Regions from separate parts of the Homo sapiens genome. Here regions 2, 3 and 4 are each linked to region 1. Evidence: chromatin contacts called from ENCODE Hi-C or POLR2A ChIA-PET data. All regions are on one chromosome and are shown on one strand. Each heading gives the region's core, a stretch centred on a gene start or an enhancer-like site at or near the end of the contact. The rest is flanking DNA. Distances are from core to core; before and after follow the strand shown. Region 1 has its middle 11 kb from the start of MIR4322. Region 2 holds the start of DNM2 (dynamin 2). Region 3 holds the start of FBXL12 (F-box and leucine rich repeat protein 12). Region 4 holds the start of PIN1 (peptidylprolyl cis/trans isomerase, NIMA-interacting 1).

Evidence for each region. A loop is a pair of places that touch in the nucleus more often than their neighbours do. ChIA-PET counts read pairs that join two places held with the same protein, here RNA polymerase II (POLR2A). Pooled maps may share reads with other maps.
Region 2: a pooled map shows a loop between it and region 1 (3-fold over the local background). The contact joins the promoter of DNM2 here to the enhancer-like site in region 1. A Hi-C loop is called at or near these places in 1 of 50 pooled maps. POLR2A ChIA-PET finds 5 or more read pairs at or near these places in 4 of 52 experiments (B cell, GM12878, Panc1 and 1 more).
Region 3: a pooled map shows a loop between it and region 1 (3-fold over the local background). The contact joins the promoter of FBXL12 here to the enhancer-like site in region 1. A Hi-C loop is called at or near these places in 2 of 50 pooled maps. POLR2A ChIA-PET finds 5 or more read pairs at or near these places in 3 of 52 experiments (GM10248, OCI-LY7 and PC-9).
Region 4: a loop to region 1 is called in a pooled map, with 4 times the contacts of the local background. The contact joins the promoter of PIN1 here to the enhancer-like site in region 1. A Hi-C loop is called at or near these places in 2 of 50 pooled maps. POLR2A ChIA-PET finds 5 or more read pairs at or near these places in 2 of 52 experiments (GM10248 and OCI-LY7).

Annotation. Positions count from the first base shown.
Region 1 is chr19:10,218,356-10,221,223 of GRCh38, forward strand. No RefSeq gene overlaps it. Among named protein-coding and RNA genes, the nearest start is that of MIR4322, 11 kb to the right of the region's middle. RefSeq lists enhancers at 1,211-1,711, 1,352-1,401, 1,532-1,761, 1,712-2,212, 1,982-2,061. Within about 2 kb of position 1,521, at least 2 of the 41 ENCODE cell types and tissues checked have a DNase peak (open chromatin) inside an H3K27ac peak, as active enhancers do; they include GM12878 and OCI-LY7, where a contact is called at or near this core.
Region 2 is chr19:10,716,596-10,719,463 of GRCh38, forward strand. It overlaps DNM2 (dynamin 2), which reads left to right and starts at 1,484. Exons shown (of 21, transcript NM_001005361.3): 1 at 1,484-1,808. The coding sequence starts at 1,648. It overlaps MIR638 (microRNA 638), which reads left to right and starts at 1,809; the gene lies at 1,809-1,908. RefSeq lists enhancers at 563-752, 943-1,062, 2,503-2,642 and a silencer at 1,343-2,012.
Region 3 is chr19:9,817,702-9,820,569 of GRCh38, forward strand. It overlaps FBXL12 (F-box and leucine rich repeat protein 12), which reads right to left and starts at 1,378. Exons shown (of 3, transcript NM_017703.3): 1 at 1,027-1,378; 2 at 844-916. The coding sequence starts at 1,112. LOC124900430 (small nucleolar RNA SNORA70) reads left to right here and starts at 2,253; the gene lies at 2,253-2,393. It also overlaps the pseudogene RPL10P15. RefSeq lists silencers at 870-1,029, 1,480-1,569, 1,790-1,939.
Region 4 is chr19:9,833,972-9,836,839 of GRCh38, forward strand. It overlaps PIN1 (peptidylprolyl cis/trans isomerase, NIMA-interacting 1), which reads left to right and starts at 1,347. Exons shown (of 4, transcript NM_006221.4): 1 at 1,347-1,431. The coding sequence starts at 1,374. It overlaps PIN1-DT (PIN1 divergent transcript), which reads right to left and starts at 1,044. Exons shown (of 2, transcript NR_183873.1): 1 at 893-1,044; 2 at 108-707. RefSeq lists silencers at 1,049-1,388, 1,419-1,638.

The DNA.
Region 1 (2,868 bases), core at 271-2,770:
GCCCACCTCGGCCTCCCAAAGTGGTGGGATTACAGGCATGAGCCACCGTGCCCGGCCCTATTTTATTTTCTTCCTAGCACTTAACACTCACTGAAATGACCATCATTTGCTTTTGTTTTATTTATTCAACAAGTATTTACTGAGGACCTACTGTGTGTAGGCATTCCAGGCAGAGGGAACAGCAGGTGCAAAGGCCCTGGGGTGGGAACATGCCAAGTAGTGTTTAAGATGTTAGAGATAGCCAGGCATGGTGGCTCATGCCTGTAATCCCAGCACTTTGGGAGGCTGAGGTGGGAGGAGCACTGAGCCCAGGAGTTTGAGAGCAGCCTGGGCAACATGGTGAAACCCTGTCTCTACAAACAATACAAAAAAGCAGGCCAGTGTGTTGGCACATACCTGTAGTTCCACCTACTTGGGAGATTGAGGTGGGAGGATGGCTTGAGCCCAGGAGGTCAAGGCTGCGGTGAGCTGTGATTACGTCACTGCACTCCAGCCTGGGTGACAGAGTCAGACCCTGTATCAAAAAAAAAAAAAAAGTTAGAGAGCCATAAATAGCCAGGCAAGTTGGCTCACACCTGTAATCTCAGCACTTTGGGAGGTTGAGGCAGGCAGATCTCTTAAGCCTAGGAGTTCAAGACCAGCCTGGGCAACATGGAAGAATCATGTCTCTACAAAAAAAGAAAATTAGCAGGCTTATAATCCCAGTTACTAGGAAGCCTGAGGTGGAAGTATCACCTGAGCCCATGAGCCCAGGAGGTTGAGGCTGTAGTGAGCTGTGATTGCACCACTGCACTTGAGCCTGGGTAACAGAGTAAGACCTTGTCTCAAAAAAAAACAAAAAAACAACACTGGAGATACATTAGTAAATAAGGCAGGTGCAGTCCTATATTCACAGTGCTTGTATTTTAATGGGGGTAGAGACAGATAAATTGATACATATTAGGTTGGTGCTAAAATCATTGCGGTTTTTGCCATTAAAAGTCATTGTAGGCTGGGCACGGTAGCTCACGCCTGTAATCCCAGCACTTTGGGGGGCCGAGGTGGGTGGATCACAAGGTCAGGAGATTGAGACCATCCTGGCTAACACGGTGAAACCCTGTCTCTACTAAAAAAAAAAAATACAAAAAATTAGCCTGGTATGGTGGCGGGCACTAGTAGTCCCAGCTACTCAGGAGGCTGAGGCAGGAGAATGGCGTGAACCCAGGAGGCGGAGTTTGCAGTGAGCCGAGATCGGGCCATACACTCTAGCCTGGGTGACAGAGCGAGACTCCATCTCAAAAAAAAAAAAAAGTCATTGCGGTTTTTGCCATTAAAAGAAATAGCAAAAGTCATTGCAATTTTTGCTATTAAAGGTAATGGCAAAAACCGCAATGACTTTTGCACCAACTTAATAATATATACTGCCAGGTAATAAGCAAGTGACTCCTTTCTGAGGAGGTGGCATTTGAGCAGAGTCCTGAAGGGGGAGATAGAGAACCCTGTGGGTACTTGGGGAAAATCTATTGACTCCAGCCTGGCCTGTGCCTTTTTCCCCCACCCCACCCCCCATCCCATCTAGGGTTCAGGTTTCCAAACAGAGGTTGTTGTCTCAACTGCTAGAGAAGGGGAATTCCGATGGGGGTTGCAGGCCCTCAGCCTCTGCGGTCTGCCTTCTCTCCCACTGGCTGTCCTAGTCTTTGAGCTGGTGTTGCTGTGTGGGGCTCCAGCTTGGGTGCCTAGGGTCCCCCATCAAAGGGTTCATGCCTGAAATCCCAGCACTTTGGGAGGCCAAGGTGGAGGCAGGAGGATCGCTTGAGCCCAGGAGTTCGAGACCAGCCTGGGCAACATAGGGAGACCCCCCATCTCTACAAAAAAAAAAAAAAAAAAAATTAGCCAGGCATGGTGGTGCATGTCTGTGGTCCCAGCTACTTGGGAGGCTGAAGTGAACCATGATGGCACCAACTGCACTACAGCCTAGGCAACAGAGCAAGACCCTGTCTTAAAAAACAAACAAACAAAAAAACTCTAGACTTTTCTTCAAAGGAGCCACTGAGCCGGCTGCCTGCAGACAAAAGAGAAGAGTATCACCAGGGAACCCACCGAGGGACCCACCCGAGGCTGCATCCTATCTTGGCTTCTCCTGGTTCTTGATGAACTTCGTGGCTCCTCCTTCCATGGCAAAGAGGGAGCTAAGTGGCCTCTCTCTGTCTTTTTTTTTGCTCTGCTCTGTCGCGCAGGCTGGAGTGCAGTGCCGTGATCTTGGCTCACTGCATTCTCCACCTCCCGGATTCAAGCAATTCTCTTGCCTCAGCTTCCTGAGTAGCTGGGACTACAGGCACCCGCCACCACACCCAGCTAATTTTTGTATTTTTTGCAGAGACGGGGTTTCCCTATGTTGGCAGGCTGGTCTCGAACTCCTGATCTCAAGTGACCCACCCACCTCAGCCTCCCAAAGTGCTGGAATTATAGGAGTGAGCCACTGCACTCAGCTGAGTGGCCTTTCTCTAGCCCAGTGGTGGATCCAGTATGGTCTGGAGTCAGCCTGCTTGGGTTCAAATCCAGACAGGCGCTACCCCGACTAGCGCTGTGTGACTCTGAGCAGTTTGCTTGATCTCTCTGAACTCACACCTCCATAAGAGTTTATAGTAACTTCCACCTCCTGAGCAGTCAAGTCTTTATGCCTGGAAAGTGCTCGGTGAAGATCAGCCATTACTTTTGGGAACACCGTGTCTAAGGGTGGGTATCTGGGTTCTTTGTAGCCCCCTCAAACCATCTCTCCAGCTCCCCGGGAGGCACATACAATTGGGAGGATGTAGGAGCCTCCCACCACCTGCCAGGCTGTCTCCTTCAGAGAAAGCAGGGAGATCCCAGACCGAGTTAATCCCTGGG
Region 2 (2,868 bases), core at 234-2,733, 500 kb after region 1:
TAAAGCCAGTTGGGGGGGTTCACACATGTAATCCCAGCACTTTTGGGAGGCCGGCCTGTGAGGGTCGTTTGGGCGCAGGAGTTTGAGACCAGCCTGGACAACACAGCAAGACCCTGTCTCTATAAAAAATAAAATAAAAATAATTAGCTGGGCATAGTTGCGCACGTCTGTGGTTCCAGCTACTCGGGACGCTGAGGCGGGAGGATCGTTTGAGCCCAGGTGCTTGTTGAATTGAGCTATGAGTGCACTACTGCACCCCAGCCTGGGCAACAGAGTAAGGACCCAGTTTCTAAGAAAAGAAGATTCATTAGCTAGACGCGGTGGCTCACACCTGTAATTCCAACACTTTGGGAGGCCAAGACGGGCGGATCACTTGAGGCCAGGCGTTCGAGACCAGCCTGGCCAATATGGTGAAACCCCGTCTACTAAAAATACAAAATTAGCTGGGCGTGGTGGCTCACACTTGTAATCCCAGCTATTCGGGAGGCTGAGGCAGGAGAATTGGTTGAACCGGGGAGGCGGAGGTTGCAGTGAGCCAAGATCGCGCTACTGCACTCCAGCCTGGGTGACAGAGTGAGTACCCCGCCTCAAAAAAAAGAAAAGAAAAAAGATTCATGATCTGCTAAAGTTGAAGAAGTGGGGGAAAACATTGGAGTGTTAGCGGCGTCAAGATCGGGCGTGAGCAGAAAGGGCACAGCATTTGCAAAGGCGTGGAGGAGTGATTTTATTGCGTTCTATCCCTAGGAAGCAATGACTTGGCCTCTACCATTTGCAGAGCGCATTGGGACCCTGCTCCCAGAGCTGGTTTGCAGTCTGGGAACTGAGATGCGCTCTGGGACTTGTAGTTTTCCCCAGTGCCAGGAAACTCAAAAATCGAGACATCGGATCCCACCACGAGGTGTCGCCCTTGAGCGAGTACGGTGGGATCTATCCTATACTTCAGAAGGCTGTTGCAGACATCCAACAATCACAAGGAAGAACGGGAGTTTTTCTGATTGACAGATATGGTTCTCAATGATAGTCAAGATTCGGATGTTAAAGCCCGCCCTCTTTTGCCTGGTTGGCTGGAGCAACGAAGTGATATTTATATGAACCAATGGGAAATTCTTAGGGAACGAGGTAGTAGCTCAATCCCCAACACCATTGGTCCACATTGTCTACTGGCACGTCTGCCTGCCAATAAGATGGTGGAACTTCGCCAATGGGCAGAGCCAACGTGCCTTTTTCGGAAACACCCCCTTCCTCTCTTGACAACTTGCTTTCTGCCGCTATTGGCTGTTGCACAACAGTGACGGTTCTTTTGTCCAATAAGTCAGCAAGACGGTCCCCAGGGGGAAGGTTTACTCAACCATAGGCCCGTGCCTAGTTTTTATTGGCTAGTGTATCCGAGTGGCGGTGCAGCAGGCCAGTCGCGTGCGGCGCGAGTGCTTTGGGCGCAGCCCCCGGGGCCGGGGCGGGAGGTCGCTCGGGTCGGGTGTCGCCTGAGAACCGGATGAGGCGGCGACCGTGAGGCCGAGCCGGGAGCGGGCGTCTTGCCGAGGCCCGGGCGGGCGGGGAGCAACGGCTACAGACGCCGCGGGGCCAGGTCGTTGAGGGTCGGCGGCGGGCGAGGAGCGCAGGGCGCTCGGGCCGGGGGCCGCCGGCGCCATGGGCAACCGCGGGATGGAAGAGCTGATCCCGCTGGTCAACAAACTGCAGGACGCCTTCAGCTCCATCGGCCAGAGCTGCCACCTGGACCTGCCGCAGATCGCTGTAGTGGGCGGCCAGAGCGCCGGCAAGAGCTCGGTGCTGGAGAACTTCGTGGGCCGGTGAGCGGGCGCGGCAGGGATCGCGGGCGGGTGGCGGCCTAGGGCGCGGAGGGCGGACCGGGAATGGCGCGCCGTGCGCCGCCGGCGTAACTGCGGCGCTTGCGTGCCCGCGGCGGGGAACCGGACGGGGTCGGGGAGGCGGGCCCTGTGGGACGCCCTGGGCAGAGGACTCCCTGCAGGGGCTCCGGAGCAGGCCCGGGCCCCAGGGGCGGTGTCACGGGCCAGGGCGCCGTAGGACAGGAGGTGCGCTGGAACCCTGCGGTCCATCTGGTCCCAGCTTTCGTGGGTGAAGTCTGCCATCTGGTTGGCCGTGGGTCTGGGGTAGATCCCTCTTCTGCTCTTTCGGGCTGTCCATCAGAGGTGAAACCGGCCATCTAGATATCTATTGGGGCGACCGCTGCGGTCTGGCTGGCTTGTTCTTGTATCTGGAGCTGCCCCCGCCGTCTGGTTGGCTGTCTCTCTGTCCTGGGCAAGCCTCCCTGCCACCACCATTTGGTTGTCCATCTGTCCAGTCCCACCTGGCAGCCCCCTGCTGTCTGGCTAGCTGTCCAGGGTGACCTCTGCTGTCTGGCCGCCCATCCGTGCCCCTCACAGACTTTAACACTGAGCAGTCCCTCTGTTGGGTGACACCAGCTGGCCTCTACTGTCTGACTGGCTAGCTGACTCCTAGGGGACCCTGTTTGATTCTCTCTGGCTGACTCTTACAGCTTGATTCCTGGCTAGCGCTGGCTCCTCTCTTCCGTGTGAATTCTTCTGTCTGTCTGGCCATCTCCTAGTCTGCCCATGACTACCCCTGAGTGTCTGGCACAACGGCTCTGGAAAGGGGTGGTAGGAGGGTAGAGGGGAGAACAGAGCTGAAGGAGGAGGTTTGGACCCTACTTCCCCTCTCAGCTGGAAGGAGGACTCTGGGGGTACCTTACTTCAGGATTCCTTTCCGAGTGCTAGAACACAGGGGCCCGCCTCCCAGCTACAGCCTACAAATTGGGGGCCCTCCTTTGGAGCCTGGGAAGGGGCTTCTTGCGTGATCAGGCCTCAGTGGCTAGCGCTGGGATGTAGCCTT
Region 3 (2,868 bases), core at 128-2,627, 400 kb before region 1:
AAGGGAGTTACAGATGGATATATACAGTAAAATTGTTTAAAAGTAGAACACTATCTAAATAGTAGAACAGCATTACCCGAAGTTCAGAAATACATTACTAACACTATAATTGTTTTTGGACACACACATATGAAGTAACGTAAAAGGAAGGGTGCAAATTCACTTTATAATAGCAATTATCTATGAAGACAGTTTCAAAAAGGGCAACAAATATATCTATAAATGTTTTGAGCCAGTTGCTGTGGCTCATGCCTGTAATCTGAACACTTTGGGAGGCTAAGTCGGGAGAATCACTTGAGCCCAGGAGTTCGAGACCAGCCTGGGCAGCATAGTGAGACTCCGTCTCTACAAAAAATAAAAAATTAGCAGGTGTAGTGGCGAGCGCCCGTGGTTCCAGCTACTCAGGAGGCTGATGCGAGAGGATCGCTTGAGCTTGGGAGGTCGAGGCTGCAATCGCACCACTGCACTCCAGCCTGAGCAGCAGAGCGAGACTCTGTCTCAAAAACAAAACAAAAACTTGATAACATAGTCATAAATTAGCATTTATCGAATGATAAATATGTGCCAGACTGTTCTAAGCCCTTTCCCTGCGTGATCTCAGTGAAGTCCCATAATAGCCCCGTGAGGCAGGTACTGTCCTTTATCCCCATTGCAGGGATGAGGAAATTGAGGCCCTGAGGTCGAAGAGGAGCTGGTAAGCGATGATGCCGAGATAGGCCCCGGATCGCCTGGCTCTAAATCCCCAGCCCGGGCCCCGACACACAGTCCCAGGGTGGGAGAGGTGGTCTTCGGGGTCCGGGCACCGCGACCGCGGCCCAGGCCCGCCCGGCCAGCTGCGCGTACCGTGTAGAGCGTCAGGTCGACATGTCGCCACAGCCACCGGTCGTCCACCAGCCTCTTCCAGCGGTGACAGACCCTGGGGGAGGGGACGCGCGGTTAGAACGACCCCAGCCCCGGGCCACATCGCATCTCCAGGTGCCAGCTGCGCCCTCCGCCCTGCCCTTCCCCCCGGAGGCGGGGCCGCACCTGGAGATGCGGATCCGGTCCCGTACCGGGAGGTAAGAGAAGATCTCGAGCAGGACCGAGTCCGGCAGTTCGACCAAAGTCGCCATGATCCCGCCGACACGCACTTCCGCTTCCGGTTAAAGAGACCCGAGGGGTCCTGGGGGCGCCGAGGCGGCTGACAGGGCGGCGGCCGCGACCTTCCCGTAGCCGGTCGAGAAATTTGACCTTCCTCTCGCTGGGAAGTGATTCGGTCCCAGGGCCGGACCAGCCGCGGATGGGGACCAGAAACCAGCCTGGAAAGCGTGGCTGAGGCAGTGAGAGGCTTGCGGGAGGTGGCTGAGGCGTGATTTGGCCGCGACTGGGAACTAAGACCAAGTCCAGAAGGCGGGGCTGGAGTGAGGCGAAGCTCGGAGGCGGGGCTAGAGACGAGGACCAAGTCCGGAAGGCGTGGCCGGGGTGGGGTGAGGATCGGAGGCGGGGCTAGAGACCAGGACCAAGTCCGGAAGGCGTGGCTGGGGTGGGGCGAGGATCGGAGGCGGGGCTAGAGACGGGGACCAAGTCCGGAAGGCGTGGCTGGGGAGGGGCGAGACCCGGGGACGGGGCTAGAGGCGAGGCCCAAGCCCGGAAGGCGTCGCTGGAGTTGGGCGAGGCTCAGGGGCGGAGCCAGAGAACGGAACCAAGTCCAGAAGGCGGGGCTGGGGCGCGGCTAGGGGGCGGGGCTAGAGACGAGGACCAAGTCCAGAAGGCGTGGCTGGGGTGGGGCGAGGATCAAGCCCGGAAGGCGCGGCTGGAGCGGGGCGAGGCCTAGGTGGGGCTGCAGACGAGAACCACGCCTTGGAGGCGTGGCTAGGGCGGGTAGAGGCTCGGACAACCGCTGGAAGGCGGGGCTGGGGCGGGGCGAGACCTTGGGGGCGGGGTTGACGACGAGGACCTAGCCGAGAGGTCGTGGTCTGGACGGAAACCAGGCTGCAGCAGGACCAGGCGCCAAGGGCGTGGCTGGGGAGCGATGGAGACGCTCGGAAGGTGGGGAGCGGGGGACGGAGACAGGGAGAAGACTACGCCATGAAGGCGTGGTTGAGGCGGGGCGAGGCCTGTGGGTCTGGCCCCGAGCGAATGGCTTGGTAGAGAGTCAGAGAACTCTATTTTTTTACTTAATGATGCTTCTTGATGTCTATGCACAAGGATAAATTTGTATTACTGGAATATCGTGGCCAAAGGACCTGTTGAATTTTTCACTTTCATTGATACTACAGATATTTTCTGAATTGGCAAGTCCACCAAGAAACTATAAAAATGTGTGTGTGCAATGGCTGCACACAGCAGCTTCCTTGGTAGTGTACGCAGCCTGTTGGTTGTATGGGTTGCTCTAAGGGACCTTGGAGACAGGCCTTTCCGATGGATGTTCATGTTTCTAACCTTGCACTACCACAATGTAGGCTCCAAACAGGCATGTGAGGTGCCTTTGGAAAGCCCCAGGGCACTGTGGCCAGGGTTGACATTGGCCAAGTTATCATGTCCATCCGCACCAAGCTGCAGAACAAGGAGCATGCGATTGAGGCCTTGCGCAGGGCCAAGTTCAAGTTTCCTGGCCGCCAGAAGATCTACATCTCAAAGAAGTGGGGCTTCACCAAGTTCAATGCTGATGAATTTGAAGACATGGTGGCTGAGAAGCGGCTCATCCCAGATGGCTGTGGGGTCAAGTACATCCCCAATCGTGGCCCTCTGGACAAGTGGCTGGCCCTGCACTCATGAGGGCTTCCAATGTGCTGCCCCCCCTATTAATACTCACCAATAAATTCTACTTCCTGTCCAAAAAAAAAAATGTGTGTGTGTGTGTGTGTGTGTGTGTGTGTATATATATAT
Region 4 (2,868 bases), core at 97-2,596, 380 kb before region 1:
GTTTCACCATGTTGGCCAGGCTGGTCTCGAACTCCTGACTTCAGGTTATCCACCCACCTCGGCCTTCCAAAGTGCTGGGATTACAGGTGTGAGCCACCGAGCCTGGCTTGAGTGCTTTATGTGGATTAATTTATTTAATGTTCACATCAAACAGAAGGATGTAATTGCTTATCCCCGCTTTGCAGATTGGGAAACCGAAGTACAGAGTAACGTTAAGTAATCAGTTCAAGGTCGCATAGCAAGTGTCAGTCCCAGGCTTTAAACCCAAGTCTGGCTCCAGACTTCTCTTAGCCTTCTACTGCATCCTGCGTCTAATTTGTTGTGGGCAGGTTTCCCTATGAGTTCACTTCACTGAGCCTCATTCTTTTTAACGGTCACATAGGGTTCTATGCTAGGTGAACTGTAGTTGCACCCTTTGCTGTCAGTGTCTTCAACTCCCATATCTACCCACAGTTCCCCAACTCTGGGTCCCCAAATACCTCCCCTGTGTCCCACGGGCTCTGCAGACTCTATTTTAAGTTGGCTAAAACTGAGCCCATCTCCTCCCACCTGCACCTCCTCCGTGTTCTTATATGAATGTCAATGTCGGCACCCACTGGTCACCCAGGATGGAGGAAGGAGCCAGACTGCGAGGGAATAAAGGAAGTAAGCAGGTTCCAAAGGACGTGGAAGGCCTTTGGGTCCAGAGCCTAGGGAAAAGTTGAGCCCTGCAAAAAATAAAAGAGGCTGGGTTAGCTTTGGACATCTGTGGGAAACAGGTGGGAAGAGGGAGGATGGAGGAGCCAAATTTAAGCATCGGGTACTTAGGTGCTCATCTCCAAGGCAACTGCATTGCTATGGCAACAGCAGAGGCAGCACCGCCCCGCCCAAGTACCTCCTGGACCGCCGTTACCTCTGCACCAGCCAGACTCTTCCGCATGGGAGGGCTGGGGGCTTGCGGACCTCCGGGAACAGCTCAGGCAGGCGGGAGTTGCTGCGGCATTAGCCAATCCATAAGCTCTATCCCGCCTGGGTGGGCTCTGCGGCGACGCGCGCCAAGAAGGGGTCGGGAGTTTTTTGGCGCTCGCTAAAGGGCGTTGAGAAGGGCGGGCCCGCGTCGCTTCGGACCACTCAGGAGCCGAGGAGAGCGAGTGGGCGGGGCCAGGCTGAGGCTGGCCGGGGGCGGGGCGCAGGGATAACGTGGGAGGGTCCGCCCAGCCTTTCTTCTACCCAATAGAAGGCCAGAAAGCCAATCCGGACCGTTAGGGAGCCCAATGGGCGTCGCCGCCAGGCCCCGTTGCAGAGCGCGTCTAGCCAATAGGCAGCGGCGGCGGGCGGGCGCGGGCGACAGGCGGCGCAGCTGAGGCGGAGCAGGCGCTGCGGCAGGAGGGAAGATGGCGGACGAGGAGAAGCTGCCGCCCGGCTGGGAGAAGCGCATGAGCCGCAGCTCAGGTGCCGCGGGGGTCGGGGCTGGGGCGGGACTGCGCGGGCCCGCGTAAGCAGGGCTCGAGCTCGCCCCTTGGGCGCGGCGGCAGCGCTGCCTCCCTCCCATGGGGTCCTGGCTCTTCCGCGTCGTCCCCGGGGTAACGGCCCCGGCCCGCCCTGTTGTGGGGACTGCGAGCCTCAGGAGCCGCCGGGAAGCCTGAGGAAGCTGAGGCAGGGGGCTGGGCGGGTGAGGGTCCGGGGAGTCCGGGGCGATGGCCCTGGCCCTGCCGGCCCGGCTGATACCTCTCGGCCTAATGCACCTGACACCCCGGGGGACGTCTCTGCACCTTGCTGGGCCCGGGGGCACCCCTGGGAGGGAGACACCCCAGTACCCTGCAAAGGGCGTAGGGTGTTGCCCGGCCTCGGGTCCACAACCTACCCCTGCTAACACCCCTACTGTGTACACCTAATGCTGAGTCTGCGACATCGCCCGTGACATTCTGCCAGACGATGGCCCCTGTGCTTAGGCCCGATTTAAGGGTTAGCCACAATGATAATATTGCCAGTAACAGGGCATGTTTTTCTCTGTGTCAAGCGCTTTAAGTTCTCTCTGAATTGCCGCAACTCTGGGAGCCAGGTAGTTATTACTTCCACCTTACCAGCAAGGAAACTGAGGTCAGAAAACTGAAGGAACTCGTCCAAGATCATTCATTTCAGGGGCCGGGGGTTGGATTAGGACCTAGGCAGTTTGCCTACAAATCCCCCTCCCCGTGTCACTGCAAACTCCTGAGGAGCAGGCCCAGCATCTGTGGGCAGGTCCCGAGTCACTCTGCTGCCTCTAGAGCCCATAGCAATCGCATTTGCAATAATAATTCTCCTTGGTTGAGTGCCAGGTTCTGGTGAACTGTTTGGATACATGGACTCTCCTCATTAACCCCATGAGGTTTGATCTCCTTATTCTCTATTCCCCATTTTTCAGATGAGAAAACTGAGGTGCAGGGAGATTAGAGCCCATTGCCAAGGTTTTAGAGTGAGTCAGTAGCTCAGCTGCATTTGCACCTGGAACCCGCGCTCTCGCCCACCCTGCTCTAGCCCTGGCCTGTGGCTGGGACCTCCAGCATAAACCGGATGCTCTGCCCAGCTCTGGGCCCATTTCTGCTGTTTCTGCTCAGTTCAACCCTGATGGCTTCCTTTATGGGTGACACTCCATGTCACCCAGGCGAACTGTCAGCCTTTGGAGTGGCACCCAGTAGGGTCTTTACTTCCAGTTTCTTGTTCACAGTCTTCACTCCTTCATACCCCTCACTCCCTGGGTAACATCGGGCCACCAGTAATGCTGGTTCCTAGCTCTGCAACACCATGCACGGTGTAGTAGCTAAGAGCAGAGCTTTCGGGTGTGAAGTACCTGAGTACAGTTCCTGCCTTCCCCTGTGTGTGCCTGGAACAGAGTAAACACTCAGGAAG